2 separate regions of the Mus musculus genome follow, and region 1 is linked to region 2. The links are chromatin loops, found by intact Hi-C in ENCODE. Cell type or tissue: heart. All regions are shown on one strand.

Evidence for each region. A loop is a pair of places that touch in the nucleus more often than their neighbours do. Peaks named below come from ENCODE experiments on the same cell type or tissue, not always from the same donor. Only the 100,000 strongest peaks of a DNase experiment are listed, where the experiment ranks them.
Region 1: a loop joins it to region 2, with 2.2 times the contacts of the local background. A loop is called at or near these places in 4 of 42 quality-filtered maps.

What each region holds. Positions count from the first base shown.
Region 1 is chr1:82,901,406-82,903,905 of GRCm38, reverse strand. No RefSeq gene overlaps it. Among named protein-coding and RNA genes, the nearest start is that of Agfg1, 63 kb to the right of the region's middle. In heart, no CTCF peak of the experiment used is centred here; no DNase peak of the experiment used is centred here.
Region 2 is chr1:82,797,432-82,799,931 of GRCm38, reverse strand. No RefSeq gene overlaps it. Among named protein-coding and RNA genes, the nearest start is that of Gm34286, 10 kb to the left of the region's middle. In heart, no CTCF peak of the experiment used is centred here; a DNase peak (open chromatin) is centred at 1,471.

The sequences.
Region 1 (2,500 bases), 100 kb before region 2:
ATAAAATCCATGTTCATCATTAAACTAGTTAAGTGGCTAAATAACAGTTCATAGATTGTAGTTATCACTAGTGGAGAACATCCATCCATCTCAATTAATTTTGATAGCAATAAAAGATTAGCATCATGATCCACATCTTACAAAGGCATCAAAGGCTTGAGCTTCCTGAGGTGCACAGCTGGGATTTGAGTCCATATTTAAGGGGTTCAATAGTCAATATTAGTCACTGTACCACAAATACCTGCAGAGCCACGAAAGCAGTAGGTCCTGTATGAACCAAGGTTGATAACCAGAGGGAGATGGCTAGACATCATCACGTATTTTAAGAGACTACCAAACCTGTTCATTCTTTCTGGTGAAGGAAAAGCATCCTTAGGAAATATAATGAAGACAACTAAACCCTTGGTAGGGTCAGATCACTCAACCAAAAAAGCAACAAAGATAGCAGGCTCTTTTTAAATTAGACTTTGGATAGTTTCCTGGCCCCTTTACTGCTATTGCCATTTTTATCATTGCTCCCTTCTCCTACTCATACCTAAGATGGAAAAGGTGGTTAGTTTCTATCATTATGACAACACAAAGTCCCATGGGGCTTATTTGATATACGTTATCATATAGGATACTTCCTATATGAAATCTCAAGCAGATCACCAGCCAAATGCTGGAATGTAATCACTACTGAGCCAGCTGCCCATCTCATTACATATGGACGTGGGCTATGATGGACAAGTGGATGGCCGAAGAAGCCTTTGTGATGGGAAACAGAAGGATCATTTCCAAGGCCGGCAGCACATCACAACTGGGAACTGAGTCACAGTGACCCAGTTTCCGTAATCTCACTATCCCAGGAAATGAGTCAAAGAAACATAAGATTTGTAATTCAGCCATCCTCTTGTTCACTTGCTTAAAAGTATGTATTCAAGTGCCTACAATTTGGTGTGCATTCACCTTGGCAGATATTCAAGTGAAGGCTGCATGCTTCAGTATAGGAGAGTAAATATTGGGGTGTTCTAATCATATATAGTTATTTTACCTTAGCATTTCAAGGTGAGATATAGAGCCAGAGAGATGGCTCAGTGTTTGCTGCAAGCTTGATGTGATCTATATGGTCACAGGAGACAACTCACACCTGTAGGCTATTCTCTGACCTTCCCATGTATGTACCATGGCAAGTGCATGCACGAGCATTCACCCACCCCACGCACATGATACATAAATGTAATGACTATTTTTATACTATAGAAATTTCCTTTCAATTATAACCAAAATACATGACATATAGTTATAGTACACGGAATAAATCTCAATTTCAGTCTATTCACAAGATCTATTTAATTCCAGAACATTTTAGCACCTCCCTGTTTTACGGTTTCTATTGCTGTGAAGAGACACTGGGACCACAGCAACTCTTACAAAGGAAAGCATTTAACTGGGGCTGGCTTACAGTTCAGAGGTTAAGTCCAGGGTTCATCATGGCCAGAAGCATGGCAGCACACGGGCAGACATGGTGCTGGAGAGGCAGCTGAGATTTGTGGGCAGCAGGAAGATAGCATAGTGACACTGAACCTAGTTTGAGCATCTGCAACATCAAAGGCCACCCCCAGTGACACACTTCCTCCAACAAGGCCACACCTTCCAATATGCCACTCCTTATGGACCTATGGGGAGTGGGGCAGATTTCATTCAAAGCACCATACCCAGGAATGGGTGATACAGTGGACTGCACCTTCTTCCATCTTCAAAAGTTTTTTCCAAGTTCTGTATCAAGTTAGTAGTTTTCATGCCAACCCTCCTGGCACCTGTAACTCAATGTGGTTCTCAAACATCCTACCACTGGCCTACTCACTTTCATACACCTACTCCTTTGAGGCCTAGAAAATAGTCTTTCTCACGTTTACCTTTCTGGGCGCCAAAAATTACTTCCCAAAGATCTGTTTCATGTTAGCCTTCAGCCTTTCTAGCAGTGAATGTTTAGAGGAAACACATTCTTTGTCTTCACTTATCTGAGCGTATCTGTCTCTGTGTTCCCAAATGTTGTTTCTAGGAGACAGAGAATGCTGTTTCCGGGACAGTTCTCCCTCTCTATTGGTTAGAAGCTCTGGTTCCAGGACGCTGCAGGCACAGTGCTTCTGGGGTCAGAGAGGAGGTGTCTGCATTATCACCTTTACTTTCTCCTGATCCTTTCAGGATTCTTTTTCATTCACTTGGTTTTCGGCACAACTGTGAGGTGCTCGGGAGTCTCTAAATTATAAAATCAAGATACCGAGATGTTTCACAAAGTTAACACAGCCTTCCAACTTCTTGCCTCATTGGGTTTCTTCTTAACCCACCCCCACCTTACTCTTCATATATCAAAATTGTAAGTCAAGCTATCTTCACTCTTTTATTGACATGACTAGGAAGCCTGGCCTTGTAATTGTGCCTGTAGCCTTCATTTTCCCCATGCTTTATAATTAACTCAGAGTTCCTCCAAGCCCTAGATTTCTACACTAACCTGACC
Region 2 (2,500 bases):
GAGGGGGAGAAGGAGGAAGAGGAGGAAGAAGAGAAGGAGGAGGAAGAAGGAGAAGAAGGAGGAGAAGAAGAAGGAGGAGGAGGAGGAGGAGGAGGAGGAGGAGGAGGAGGAGGAGGAGAAGAAGAAGAAGAAGAAGAAGAAGAAGAAGAAGAAGAAGAAGAAGAAGAAGAAGAAGAAGAAGAAGAAGAAGAAGAAGAAGAGAAGAAGATTGTTATAGTATCAGCCATATCAGTAAACACAATGGAGCATATTATATCTGTAAACTTAGCATTTGGCAAATAGAGGCAAGAAGATCAGAAAGAGTCTCAAAATGTATGTGTGAAGACCACACAGGGAAGAGAAATCTTACGGTGCTTGTTTAATAATAAGCACACTTCCCTTCAGATCCTTTGAGCCTTCAACTTGGCAGTGTGGCCTGACCAGAGCAGGAGTCACCACAGGGGGCCCATGGCTCAAACCATTTCTCATACAAAGTATTTTCTACCCTAGCTGTACTTTATTTTTAAGGTTGAATCAAATTGGGTGGACGATGTAGCTCAGTTGGTAGAGTGCTTGCCTAGCACGCATGATACCCTGGGTTTGATCCCCAGTACAGTATAAACTAGGAATGGTCATCTATGGCAGGGACAGGATAATCAGAAATCCAGGTCATCTCCCTACTGCACAATGAGTTCGAGGTCGGACCAGGCTACATAAAACCCGATCTCAGAAAAATAAAAAATTGAATTAGTTGCTAAGATTTAGTGATTGGGAAATCTCTGATGCAATCTGGATTTCTGGCTTCCTGTGAAAAAGCAGAAGGCTTAGGGACAGCTGCTCACAATAGGCAGACTAGGGCTAGGGGGTTGGGACAGCAGCAGAAGCTTGCTCCACCTAATAGACTTTAAACTATCAGTCTGGATAATTGCTACACCCAGAAGGGGCCTTGCTGGGAAAGATGCTGGTGTTGAGAACGGCCCTGTGTGACAGAATTACACTAATGAACATTCCAGTTAGCTGGGACCAAGTGCCCTGGAGCCTAGGTATTATAAGCTGCAACAGGGTGTCACAATACCATAACTGTGTTGGGTGACTTCAAGATACAAGTGTCCATTCTAATAAGTAAGACTGATTGTTCCTCTCCTTGCTATGGTCTATTTGTCCAACTCTAGAAGGCAATGGAATGGCTTCATTTTCCTATCACATTTATCTCTGGGCCAAATGTCCAAGCAATAGTACATGTCTCCCACATTTATGAGTGATGACCAGTTTACCATAAACCCAAACTAAGGAAATATCATTATGAGAAATGGCTAAATTATGAAATCTGTACTTATTTGAAATACCATTTCCTAGTGACATTTCCCTTTCGGCTGCCTTGCTCGGCATTAATGTAAGAATTATTTATGACTTGGCATTTCCTCGCAGCAGCTGCCCACAGGTCAGAGCAGAACGGAAGGAAATAAAAGAGCCTTGCTGGCTGTACCCAGTGCACATCAGCACTCGTGGCCAAGGCCAGGCAGCAAGCTCCTGGGGAAGGGCAGGGTACAGGATGCTCTGGTGTCCTTGGAGTTCAAACCCTGACTTTGGAGTATACCAGCTGTATGACCTGAGATAGTCATTTTACCCAGAAGTCAGCCCATGATGTGAAGGGCCATCTGGGGAACACTTATAGCTTTGCTCACCATATAGCCTATCACCACTCTTCAGTCACAAAAATGCCACTAGCCTTCATGAGCATCCCCTTCCCCTTACACTGCTTATTCTGTGGTCCAGGTCCCCCTGCCTACCAAACAAGTACTCCAACACTAAGCTACACCCCCAGCCCACTAATCTCTTTTTATAAAGTGCAAAGTCTATGGGATCCGATCTCACCAGATGACTTTAATTACTTACTTGTCTAAACAACAACAACAAAACCCTACCATGGGGTAATGGTGGTCTATGCCTTTAATTCCAGCTCTCAGGAGGCAGAGGCAGGTGTATCTCTGAGTTCGAGACCGGCCTCATCTTCAGAGGAGTTTCAGGACAGCCAGGACTACACAGAGAAACTCGTTTTGAAAACAAAAGCAAAAGAAACAACAACAACAACAAAACTGTACCAAAGCTAGACATTGGGGACACATGCCTGTAATCCCAGCACTTTGGAGATAGAGGCAGGAATATCAGGAGTTCAAGGCCATCCTAAGCTATGCAATGTATTTATGGCTATATGAAACCCGGTCTCAATCGCCTGCCCCATCTCCTCAGAGTTCCTGAAGTAAGGATTTCAACTTATTAACTAGTAAATAACTAGAGTTAGTGATATATATTACGATTTGACTATTTTTATATAGACATTTTTATATATGCATATGTGTGTATACACATAATACACACATGCTTTACACATAAACTTGTTCTGCGGTGATTCAAGCTCAGAGCACGTTAGGGAAGGACTCTAGCACTGACATTATCACCTCAACTCACCTTTATGTTTCATGTGTGAGAAACCTCACCACCCAAATTCATGTTAGTTCTT